2 separate regions of the Homo sapiens genome follow, and region 2 is linked to region 1. Evidence: read pairs that join two places in POLR2A ChIA-PET (ENCODE). Cell type or tissue: CD4-positive, alpha-beta T cell. All regions are shown on one strand. Each heading gives the region's core, and the rest is flanking DNA. Links, peaks and the distances in the headings are about the cores only.

What was found. ChIA-PET counts read pairs that join two places held together with the same protein. Peaks named below come from ENCODE experiments on the same cell type or tissue, not always from the same donor. Only the 100,000 strongest peaks of a DNase experiment are listed, where the experiment ranks them.
Region 2: POLR2A ChIA-PET joins it to region 1 with 5 read pairs; 2 of 35 experiments call an interaction of 5 or more read pairs at or near these places.

Annotation. Positions count from the first base shown.
Region 1 is chr4:108,463,855-108,470,439 of GRCh38, forward strand. No RefSeq gene overlaps it. Among named protein-coding and RNA genes, the nearest start is that of RPL34-DT, 150 kb to the right of the region's middle. RefSeq lists an enhancer at 3,451-3,630. In CD4-positive, alpha-beta T cell, for the core only: no CTCF peak of the experiment used is centred there; no DNase peak of the experiment used is centred there; H3K4me3 peaks cover 480 bases; H3K27ac peaks cover 404 bases.
Region 2 is chr4:108,367,670-108,374,254 of GRCh38, forward strand. LOC124900753 (a long non-coding RNA gene) reads left to right here. Exons shown (of 2, transcript XR_007058222.1): 2 at 4,058-4,935. Among named protein-coding and RNA genes, the nearest start is that of LEF1, 200 kb to the left of the region's middle. In CD4-positive, alpha-beta T cell, for the core only: no CTCF peak of the experiment used is centred there; a DNase peak (open chromatin) is centred at 2,912; H3K4me3 peaks cover 913 bases.

The sequences.
Region 1 (6,585 bases), core at 792-4,791:
AGCCCACGTGTGATCCAGTTTTTCCAGTACACCAAGACAAGAACCCCAGGATAGAGAAAGCCCTCTGTCTTTGCGATAAGGCAAAGGTTCTACCTGAGCTGATTAACACAAGCCACCTACAGATGGCAAAACTAAAAGAGCACACTGTAACATGCCCACAGGGGCTTCAGGAGCTGTAAACATTCACCCTTAGATGCTGCTGTGGGGTCAGAGCCCATGCTCCCCATGACCTGCCTGTCTGCCTGCTCCCACTAGGGGTTTTGAGCAGCGGGGCACTGAAGAAGCGAGCCATACCACCATAGCACACCCTGCGAGAGGCACAAGGGAACTTTGCCCATTTCACAAGCACAAAATGAATGGTTAGACCCTGAAACTATTAGGGTCCTTTCCAACTCTGAGACTCTCATCTAGGACTGATAACCCCAGACAACGGGTCACATTTACTGACAAACACTAGTTCTGTTCCTTATGCCAGCAAAGCATGAGTAGTCCCAGAGTACTGCCCAAAAGCCCCAGTCCATCCCTTGGTTTTCAATTAAAGCATTTCTTATTGGTTTCAAAGAAAGCCCATGGTGACAAAGTCAAGATTAAGCCAAATGCTTTTGATGTTTATCAAATACCAGAGCTACATCTTTGTCTTCCATAGAAGAAACTGAGAAAATTGTGTTCATAAGATTTCAGCGACAGAAATCATTTACCCAGAATGATTTTCCTCTGCATGCCAATGCAGGGCTGATGATGGTGAAGACTGGAGTCACAGACGGTATGGGGGAGGACCTCACTGAATGCTTTACCAGGTGTGACTTGCAAAGCAGCAAGTCACAAATCTTTCACAGACACCTAGAACCAAATTAAATCTGAAGAACAATAAAAATAATGTCATTATTTTAAGAAAAGGTATTTTATAAAACCAAAGAATCAAGACAGAAGACCACAAAACAGAGAAAGCTGGGAGGGACCCATCCTGGTTTTTTTTGAGATGGAGTCTTCCTCTGTCGCCCAGGCTGGAGTACAGTGGCACCATCCACTGCACTGTAACCTCCACCTCCTAGGTTGAAGCAATTCTCGCACCTCACCCTCCTGAAAAGCTGGGATTACAGGCACCCACCACCATGCCCAGCTAATTTTTGTATTTTTAGTAGAGATGGAGTTTCACCATGTTGTCCAGACTGGTCTCAAACTCCTGACCTCAAGTGATCCGCTGGCCTAGGTCTCTCAAAGTGCTGAGATTACAGGCATGAGCCCCTGCGCCCGGCCTCATCATCTTTTTTTGTGACCAGTACTTTCTTTCTCAAAACACTACCTACCAGTCTTCTGTTATTCAAAATCCCCTTGGCTCAGACCTACCAGAGAAAGGGGGCCATCTCTCTCTCTACCATCATGGGCCACATATGGTTCTTTTGAATAGGGGCAGATAGTCAGAATATGATTGAGACGAGAGTTATAGAGAGCTGCCCAGAGACTTTCAAATTATGAGACCTAAGACATTTGCCCTGGCCTATTCTAAGGCCCCTTTATACCCTGGGCCACATAGAAATAATTCCTATATAGACACCCCTAATTCATATATTATTGAGAAATGCTTTATTTTTTCATTTCCCTAGAGAAGAAGTGCTCACTTTTGTTCTTGTTTTTGTTTTTAACTGGCTTTGTTATTCTTGGGCATGAGATGGTATTTAATCCTTTTATCCACTTATTGAACAAATACGTCGGGCACTGGGAATACAATTGAGCTGAACTGAACTGGTAAAATCATTGCCCTCAAGGAGCTGGCATTCAAGTGGCTGACATGATACCATTTTCTGTGTCTCAGAAGATGACCACGGAGAACTTGATCTAAACTGGGAACTTTGATGATGTATTTCATGTCAATGAGTCTGTTCTAAAAAGCAAAGAAAAACACACCGTGCTCTATCATAGTGTTAGTATACAGACCTCCATGAGGTCCTAAAAAGTCAGACTGTAAGGGACTAATTCAGATGGTTGAAATTCAGGGAGGCAAAGTGACAGAACCTTTTCAAGCTTCTATGCGGGAGGTGAGGGACGGGATATAATGAGAATCTGGCAACACTCGGTAAATTATCTTCTGAATTGATTCAAATTTTTGCAGCAAGCCTTTCTGTGCAAATTTCCATGACTTCTTCATGGTAATTAGTTTCATGGAATATTGCCAAATGGCATATTTTTCCTACTTCGAGCCACTTTATAAGCACTCCTGGGAATGTCTGAAATATGAGATAAGCACTCTTAACCCAAAGTTTTATTAAAAAGTTTAATGAACACAAATACCAAATGACACATTCATTGCCATTAAGTATGTAGACTCTCTGTAAATCTGTGAACTACTGGGCGACTATAAAACCTACTTCCCTCAGCAACCACAGAAGCTTTATTTCTCTTCCTGAGCAGGCATGGGAGCCCTCCGGATGCACCTCGCCATCTCCAGCCTCCCAGATTCTCAGGACTCCACTGCATGCACTGAAGCATGGTGGTGGTTGTGAATTCCCTCTCGGCTCCTTCTCTGTCAAGTCCTCCCTCCCACTAGTACTGACCTTACCCTGCCAGTCCTTGCGCTTTTGATCTTCTTCGCATTGCCCTCCAGGAAGCCTCAGGCCACATAAGAACTTTCTCATTGTCTAACATCATCCCCAAATAAGAAACATGCATTTACTAAATGTTCTCTCAAACTTCCAGAACATAGAGAATTACTTAATTTTTTTTTTGTTCTGGGCACAATCCTCTACTAGAATCTTAGTTCTTCAAAGGCAGGGACCATCTTTTTATACGCCCTAGAATCTTCAGCATTGAACAAAGTAGAAGCTGAACAATTTGCAGAATGAAGAAATGGAGCCATGGTCTTGTCTCTCATCTTCTCTTTGCTGTTTTAAAATGTTTTTTTCTGGAGAGAATTGTCCTTTCCCATTATGTTCTCTGAGGTCCCTGTGTTCCCTCAAGCCCTCTACTCTCTCTTTAGACAATTCCTTATAGTATAATCATTTCTAATAAAAATACACTAGCTACTCAACATGCAATATGCAGAGTAACTGAAGGAAAGGTCTAAAAAGATTTTCTGAAACTTTAGATTGCAGTAAAATTAACGGCAGAGGCTACTACACATTGCTTAGCAGTTTCAGCTTAATCAGTGATCAGAAGAAAATATTAATATATTTACAAACACTAGCAGAGAGTATGCAGAGGCTATGGCAAAAGGAAGGAAGTGGAAAGAACAGAAATCGACAGAGCTCACGGTACCTGCATCAGTTATCTATTGCCACAAAAGTGCTGCATAGAAAAGAGCGGTGGGTTACAGGATAAGCATTTATTTTTGCCCAAAGTCTCTCATTTTTCTAGGTTGTTTTGCTGATCTGGGCTGTACTTGGCTGAGAATAGCTGGATTTATTCATGTATCTGTGGTCAGCTGGTGAGTCAGCTAAGGGCTGGCTGGTGTCAGATGGCTAGAGCCTCTGAAGGGTTTGGTTCCATATGTGCTTTTAGCCTCCAGGAAACTAGCCTAGACTTGTTTTTATGCAGGTGGAAGACCTCTGAGAGAGTGAAAGCAAGAGCAAGAGTGAGAGAGCAAGCATGTTCAGAAGCTCACCAAACTTCATGACGCCTAGGCTTAAAACTGGCAGATTGTCACTTCCACCTCATTATGTTGGCCAAAGCAAATTTCAAAGCCAATATAGATATAAGGAATGGAAAAATATACTCTGTCTCTTGGTGGGAGGAGCTGCAAACTCACATTATAAAGGGTTTGGATATAGAGAGGGGTACAAAATTGGAGCCATTTTTCAATCAAACCATCATACTTAACTCAGCCTCATTTTTTTTAAATTGAGACAGGAAGTCATTCTGTCACCCAGGCTGGAGTGCAGTGGCACAATCTCAGCTCACTGCAACCTCTGCCCTACAGGCTCAAGCAATCCTCCCACCTCAGCCTCCTGAGTATCTGGAATTCCAGGCGCACACCACATGCCCAGCTAATTTTGCGTTTTTTGTAGAAATGAAGTATCACCATTTTGTCCAGGCTGGTCTCAAACTCCTGGGCTCAAGCTATCCACCCACCTCAGCCTCCCAAAATGCTGGGATTACAGGCATAAGCCACTGCACCTGGCCCCAATTTTTTACTTATTAGTAGCAAGGTATAAGCACAACTGTCTTAGTTTGAGTTCCTGTGGGTTCTGAGACAAGGATCCAATACAAGTGGTTTATTTGAACGGCAATGCTAGCAAACACTGATAGGAAGGTGAGGAGTTGAGAAAGGGAAGGAAGCAGCCAATAAAATGTTTGTTATCAAGCAAGTTACTTACCATTGTGGATAACTGAAGCATATTCTTGCTAGAGAACTCACTTGGAGCCAGTGTAGAACACACATCTTAGAGTTATCCTACCTAAAGAATGAAGCAGCTAGGATATTTCTGTACCAGCTCCTCTCAGTCAATGGTTGACAACTGGTTGGGTGGACGTAGAGCACTCATGTGTGGATACTTTTGTACTGCTGCAGAAGCAGAATGGGTTCCAATTAGCCAGGGAAAGTCTTCAGGCAAAGAATTTGCCAGAGCTAGCAGTTAGAAGGTGGGCAGCATACACCAAATGGGAAGGGCAATAGGATATGGCAGGACACTGATAGTGTTCATTATATCACTCAACAGCTTCTGCTGATTGCAATAAAATCTGCCAAAAGTTACAGTGTAGCCCAATGGAAAGATTATGAGCAAATCCTGTTTTTAGCTATGAACAAATTCCCTAATATTCCTGAGCCTCCCTTTCCTCAATAGTAGGTACTTCATGAGCATTTTTTTGAAGATAAAATTGAGATGGTATGTTTATAGTGTCTGGTAAATAAATAAGTGCTGGGTGTTAATATCTATCAAGATATTTTTGTTTCCATTCATTCATTCCTCAAGAGTTTGAGTGGAAATAAGCATATCTTTTAAAATATTTGTTTAGGCCCCCTGTTTCACACTTTGCCCGCTGCTGTGACATCTATGACAGGCTCCCATAGCAAAATATATACATCCAAGAACAGAATGGAACTTGGAAGTTTAAGAAACAGCAGCATAATTGACATCTTTAGGCTACTACAGCTAACCATAACTGCGTACACGTTGTTCTCAAACTCACATGGAATTGTCACCAAAATAGATCACATTCTGGGCCATAATACACACCTTAACAAACTTAATAGAAATCATACAGTGTCTGCTCTCAGACCACAAGTGAAATTCAACTAGAAATCCATAACAGAAATATAACTGGAAAATCCCAAAATATGTGGAAATTAAATAACACAATTCTAAATAACATATGAGTCAAAGAAGAACTCTCAAGAGAAATTTTAAAATATTTTAAACTAAGTGAAAATGAAAATTCATCTTATTAAAATTTGTGTGCTATAGCAAAAATAGTGCTTAGAGGGAAAATGATAGCATTTAATGCATATATTGGAAAAGAAGAAATAATCTAAAATCAGTAATCTACACTTTTACCTTAGGAAACTAGAGAAAGAAGAGAAAATTAAACCCAAAGTGAGCGGAATAAACAAGGTAATAAAAATCAGAGTGGAAATCAATGAAATTGAAAACAAGAAATCAATAGAGAAAATCACTTAAACCAAAAGTGGTTATTTGCAAAGACATGAAAATCAATAAACCTTTAGCCAGGCTAATGAAGAAAAAGGCAGAGAAGACACAAATTACTAATATCAGAAATGAAAGAGGAGACTGTAGAGAGCATTGACATTAAAAGGATAACAAAGGTTAGTATGAGCAACTGTATGACCACAAATTTGATAACCTAGAAGAAACAGACAAACTTCTTAAAAGACATGATCTGTCAAAACTCACACAATAATACATAGACAATGTAAGTAGCCCTATCTCTGTTAAAGAAATTTAATAATTAATAACCTTTCAAAGCAGAAGACACAGACCCAGATTGGTTCACTGGTGAATTAGAACAAACATTTAACAAAGGAACCATTCCAATTCTCTACAATTCCTTTCAGAAAATAGAAGTAGAAAGAACCCCTCTTAACTTATTCTATGAGGCTAGCATTGTCCTAATATTGAAACCAGATAAAGACATTACAAGAAAAGAAAGCTACAAACCAGTATCTCTCATGAACATGGTGCAATAATCTTCAACAAAATATTAGCAAATTGAATCCAACAATGTGTGAGCATTCTGCTCATATAATTGTTATATGTCATGACCAAGTGGGACTTATCCCAGGTATGCGAGGGTGGTTCCATATTCAAAAATCAGCTAAGGTAATCCATTATATCAATTGCTTAAAATAGAAAAATCACATGATTATCAACAGATGCAGAAAAAGCATTTGACAAAATCCAACACCCATTCATAATAAAAATTCACTAAACCAGAAGTAGAAGGGAACCTCAACTTGACACAGAACAGCCACAATAAAACCCTAAAACTCACATCCTAATTAATGATGAGAAACTCAAAGCTTTCTCCCTAAAATCAGGAACAAGATGTCCCTTCTTACACTTGTTTTCAGTGTGGTACTGGAAATCTTAGCTAATGCAATAAGTCACAAAAAGGAAATAAAAAGTATATACA
Region 2 (6,585 bases), core at 1,215-5,214, 96 kb before region 1:
GATTTTCAGATTCAGTTCTAGAGCATGCTGATGACACAAACTTTAGTAACAGAAATGTGGTGATTAATAATGTTATATTTTAATGTGGACTAAATTATATGTAATGATGTAATCATTTTAAAAATATTTATTGAACCATTTTTTGTGTTCGTTTGGAAGCTTTTGATTGCAAATAACTGAAACTGAGTTCATGGTGGCTGAAGATAGTCTGTTAAAGATAATCTGTTGGGAGGCGTAAATGGGAAAGTCCAGGGTGATTTCAATCTTCAGGAATGGTCTGATCAGGACTCTGATTTTTTACAGTTCTCTCATCTCTGGCTCTCCTCTGGGTGTTACCTTTATTTTCAGGCTGGCTTTTCTCCTGGTAGAAGAATGGCTGTCTTACTTTGCAGCTCATATTCACTCTCAGAAATTCTTCCTCCCTCTGGAAGAATTTATCCTCAAATCAGCAAACAAAGGTCTGTGCTTCACTCCTGTTGAACCAGCTTAGGTCATGTGCCTTCTTTTTCAAACCAGTCACTGTGGATAGGAAATCAGGATCATACTCCTTGGAGTTGGAGGAGAGGTAGGCAAACCCATACAAACCACAAAGCTGCTCTGCAATGGAGGGGAGGTGCGCAATGCTGGGAAGCAACACAATTCCACTTCAAAAAATACACTGTGCTAGGCTTTGAGGTTACCACAGTGGACAATCCAGTCTAGACAAACACGCATAAACAGATCTTTAAAACATTCATGGCTGAGCACGGCAGCTCACACCTATAATCCCAGCACCTTGGGAGGCTGAGGCAGGCAGATCACGAGGTCAAGAGATGGAGACCATCCTGGCCAACATGGTGAAACCCCATCTCTACTAAAAATACAAAAATTAGCTGGGCGTGGTGGTACACACCTGTAGTCCCAGCTACTCAGGAGGCTGAGACAGGAGAATCGTTGAACCCAGGAGGTGGAGGTTGCAGTGAGTAGAGATCGCGCAACTGCACTGCAGCCTGGTGACAAAGAGGGACTCTGTTCAAAACAACAACAACAACAACAACAAATTCATAGCACAAGTTTGAGAGGGAGGGGGCACATGAGGTGGGGCAAAACTCCAAACTGTTGCTCTGATATTTCTAGAATGATTTCCTAGTTCACAGTACACCATGAAGGAATTGCACTGGGAGTCAGAGGGCTTGTTTATTTACACCTCCAACAAATAGACTGTGTATGAGACAGAATTAGAGGAGGTTCACTATGAGAATTTATAAGCTTTCTATTTGATTCTGCTTTAGATTTTCAGTAGGAAGCAATTAAGCATCAATAATAGAATATATTTACATATTTGGGAAAATTGATCCAGGCGATTGCTTTGTGTCTTAAACCTAAGTCTTAAGCAGGCTGCTTTTGCCTGGGCATGGCAAAGGGAAGGAGAGTGTGAGAGTGTGCCACGGAGCTATTTCTCTTGTTGTCTGGAAATGTTCTCTGCAGCACACTGTGTCTGTAGAGTTTACCAACTTGGCAGCAGGCAGGGGAGACAGGACAATCACTAGTGAGTCCACCGCAACAGTAGGGCTGGAAGTGGGATGAGAACTAAAGGGGGAATCCTGAAAATTCAGTTTCTCACGAGTATGCCTGGGGGTATGCAGGCCCTGTCTATTCAGTAGGTACATGTTGTATATTTCATGGAAGCGTGCTCTCTTCCTGAAAATCTTTAAATTGCTGTCTGAGTAACACTTGTGAGCTGCATTTTGTAGATTTCTAAATTATATGCTGCTGTAGCATAAACAGTGATCTTTGTCTTATTCACAGTCTTAACAAAGACTCATAGAAAGACAGCACAAGAATTTTGATGCTCTAGGGTGATAATACCAAATCTTATTCAACGAGGCCTCATAGAAGTCAGTGCCCTGTCTCTAGTCCATCATTACTACTGCTATGGCTGTTACTGCCAAGGCAGGCACACCAATTATTTATCAGCTCATTTTGAGATTCTTGGTCAACTCTGAGAGAACTATAAAGATGTGAAAAATTAGGTATTGAGGTTGAGAGGGAAAAAAAGAAGAGTTATGCCAAATGTCCATTTTATAAAATTCCATTTAGAACAAATTGTGCATTTTTCCAATGAATCATCATTATAAAATTGGTAATTTGGTACAATGTTTCCATTTTACTAAGGGAAATAAGTACTAGTGGATCTCAGACGACTTGACAAAGGAGAAATCTTTTCAGAGAGGGGAACAGGGTTCCTTTCACTGCCTAGTGTCAGATCTTATAATCCCCCTAGTTAATAGAACTACGGATGTCCTCAAAGAAACAAAGGGATAGCATTCTGCCCTATTAAATGTGTTTCTGCATTAATCTAGGAATTGTTTGTTGATAACCAAATGCATAGCAACTATATTTAAATTTCAGAAAATTACAATTAGGTGTCTTTGAATAAAGACGAAGAAGAAAGAAAGGAACCGAAAGCTATTAAGTGGAGCTTCTAAAGTCGTGGCTAGGTGCTATTTCAAAACAAACATGTCAGCACCATCCCAGTTAAAGTAGATCAAACCTTCCAGTTTCTTCAGGAGTTGTACTTGGAATATGAAATGGGAATTTTGTTTAGGGTTTTTCAGGTGCGATGTTTTTTAAAAATTTTGCAAGTAATATTTTGAATGCAGTTGCTTTTGAACAGGGCAGCGGGGGAAGCCAAGTTAGGTTAACAGATCAACCATAGAAAATTCAATAGGGTCTTTTGCTAGGCGAGAGGGAGCCTGTGGCTTTGCCATGTGGTCGTGCGGCTCCACCGAGTTGCTTTGCCTGTTTTGCAGGGGTTTGTGGTGTGTGGATTCACTGACACTTTGGTGGCGGGAGGCTGACGATGGCTCTTCGGCGGGCTCAGCCGGCTTGGCACAGTCTCAGCTCTGGGAAGTCCACGCTGCTTTACAAAGAGCAGGTGGGCGAGAAAGCTCAACACTGCAGGGCAGATTGTGCAGCTGTGAGAGGTGGAATTCCCCTCAAAAGGATCGGCACTGCTTTGAAAATAAATTCATCATTAAATAGAAGGATTTCTGAAGCAGTAGACGAACACAGGGCTTGATTGGTTTCAAATTAACTCTTTGTACTCATCTTTCATTCATCCTTTAAGAGAATGTCTCTGCTTTTTCCAGAGAGGTAGCACAAATAATCCTTGACATCTTTTCGAGGAGGAGAGTGGTTCGCTGGAGCACTTATGCCCCTGCATCTGCTTTCCATTCCCCCTGCATCTTGCTGCGCTCAAGCGTGGCAGGGAGGGACCCTCACTGCAATTCAGGCGCTCTGTTGTGCTTCATGTTCAGTATTTTTTTAAAAGTGGGATTTGCTTTTCCCTGGAAGGAGAGTCTAGGCTTACGCTGAAGGTTAGAGGGAAGGGTGGCATTTTCCTCTCCCCTTTCCGTGTCATCCCCTCTTTCTAGGTCAGGGTCTGCACTCCTCCCTTGGCCTCCCTCTCCCTCCTCCCTAGGAGCTAAGAATGGCCTTGCTTCTGTTCTTGCTGCTAATTTACAGCCTTTTCTCTCCCCGTGGAAAATATCTGCTAACACTGTCTTCTCTGGGGGAGACTATTTATATATCTGTTAAAAGTGTCTTTCCTCCATAAATCCCATAAACAATTAAATGCGTAGCATGATAGCCTGTGGAAACCTTTCTGGCTACTTAAGCGAAGTTTCCTAATCCTTTTCTACAGCAACCCAGACCCAAGCGCCGTGGCCCATTCATCTGCTGTTGCTCCTCAAGCACTTTGATCTCGGGGCTTCATTACAGCTCATTTCAGCATTAAGGATGATCTGAATTCATGAGCTCTTCCCTTCCTAATAAGTGCCATTCATATCCATCCTCAGGAGCGACCACAGCTCACGGGAAACTGGTTCAAACCACACGTGAAAGAATAATGGACTAGCTTCAAACACAAGTGAAAAATGGGGTTTTTATTAACCAAATGAACCTTTGAATAAAATGCTTCATTAAATAGAGGATTCTCATTTTCAGGGCACTGTTAAATCTACCAGTTGCCATGCTGAGATTGGTAAGTGTGATTATTTCATTTTTTTTTTTCCAGGTGGATACCCTGAGGTGGAGAAGAGACTGAATATGCCCACTGCATCCAAAGCAAGGCTGGAGCTGACTTGAGCTTACTTGGCTTCATAAAGCTTGAACACCATAGATGCTTTTATATGTCTTTCCTGTTCGATTACTCTGGATAGAGTGTGCTACTCCTAACACAAAGCAAAACCAAACCAAAAAACAAACCTCTCTTTTTCATTTCCTTAAAGAAAAAAGAAATTTAATTTGGATTCAGATAATACCCTTATAACTTCTAAGGCAGTCAAGCAAGGAGGGGAACAGATAATTAGGAGATGATGGGAGCCAGCACAAAGCCAAATGGAAGAAAACAGGCACACAGTAAGGCGGCAAAAGCCACCACCTAATCCATTAACAGCCTGCACTATAATTACGCTTGGCTCTGGCATTAAACTGGTGAAAGCACAAAGGAGACACTATTAAAGTCTTAATTCCCACAAAAGGAAGCTCATCCTGTGTAACAGCAAGTACTGTGCACCAAAGCGGCACCTAAATGAATATTATGGCAAATTCTAATTTAGCACTTAGTAGGAGCATTCCACAAAATTGCAAAAATAAAGAGGAAGAAAGCTGAACGTGGTAATTCATGCCTGTAGTCCCAGCTACTCAGGAGGCTGAGGCAGGAGGATTGCCTGAGCCCAAGAGTTTGAGGCTAGCCTGGACAACATAGCAAGACTTTCATCTCTACACAAAATTATTAGCTGGATGTGGTGGCATGTACCTGTAGTACCAGCTGGTCGAGAGGCTGAGACAAGAAGATTGCTTGAGCCCAGGAGTTCAAAGTCAGCCTGGGCAACATAGCGAGACCCTGTTTCTCAAAAATAATTAGAAAAATAAATAAAGGAGAAGAAAAGACTAGGTGGTGTTTCTTTAAAGGCAGTTCTTGCTGTTGCTCTATGGGTTCACTTTCTCCCCAACCCCCAACCTTCTCAACCTTTCTCCAACCTCTCCAGCCCTCCCCAGCCCTCCCCAGCCTGTGTCTCTGCCCTCCCCAACCCCTCATCGTCAGATGGTTTTAAGCATGTGGCTTCCTGAAAGCTGTGGGTCAGGAGGTAGCAGCAGGCCAAGTCTTCCTCCTTCGGCAGAAGGAGGAGCAGTGTGAGGTGCAAGTGGGCAGAGGCAGAGACTGAAAGTTCTTGAGGAGAACAGGTGTGAGGCCACAGGAAGCTCCACCAGGCACCTGGCTGCACAGTGACTTTTGCAGTGACAGTGCTTCAGCCTCCTTCCACGGGACCGCAGGATTCAAAATGGCATCACCTCCACTTCTGTCAATACATCCGCAAGAGGGCTAGCATTCAAATTAATGGCAGGGAGAAGATCTGCAGGATCCCCCTCACTGAGCCTTTCAATTAAGCATACTGATTAGATCTTAGATTTCCTTACCACATAAAAAGACGAAGAGTTTGCTAATGCGAGTGGTTTTTTTTCCCCCATTTTGACCCAGCCCGATGTTTTTAATTTTGCTGTACCCGGTAACCAAGTACGGATGCCGCACTGCTGCTGGAGCAGATGCAGGACACACGGGATGCTCCTTCTACCCGAGCCCTTCTCCAGGGTCAGGCCTGAGAAGTAGCACGACCTCTGCATGTTGTATTTGTCTCTGCCCATGAGGCAGTTTCAAAGGGATTACCATCAGTCCCCCTGAGAAGGGGCCATCATCTCTCTACAGTTGGCTCTTACTTCCCGCCCTGTGGACTGAAGCAGCCAGGTGGGTCAGGATTTGTACATCGTTTTTCTAGTCGTAAGTTAAGGTGCAAACAATTCCCCTTTCTACAACAGGTAAAAGAAAGAATATCAAGACGTTTATGTGTCTTTCATGACAATCACTGGAACAAACTTACTTCTCTTTCTCTCTGTGTAAGTCTTACAATGAGACTGCTTGCCAGGACATTTTCGGGCTAAATTCAAGTCCCTGGGGGGCAGATGTCTTAGAAACAGAGTTGCTGTGCCAAATATCAGCACAATGCCTTAGAGTACAAACAAATGACTTCGATCCTGAATAGAAAATCAATGTTAATAGTCTAGCTTCTTAACAGTCACTCCAAGGCCTAAATGGTTTGGTTTGATTCTACACAATTTATATGTAAAACTAATTACCAGAACTCTCTTATTTTTGCTATGTTGACTTGGCATAGGACACCTAAATAATTAGTCATTTAAATTGGCCACAACAGGCTCAGAAAGTCTTGGGAGTGATGGGACGAATATACCCATGTCTTTGGAACTCATGATGTTGTAGGTATGCTACAAAAAACTGGAAGGACCATTTTTATCCAGTTGCTTCTGATTCCATCACAGAGAAACCATCGCAATTTGCCACGTATTTCTCCATCTTCTTTTGACTTTTGCATAATAAATGTACTGAGCGCAAGAGGTGAGGTGGGTCGGTATTATTATTAGCATTTTAGAGATGAGGAAGCTGCAACACAGAGTAGATCAACTTAGCCATGGCTATGGAAATGAACTCATATCCGAAACCTCCTAACTGCCAGCCCTAAGAAAATA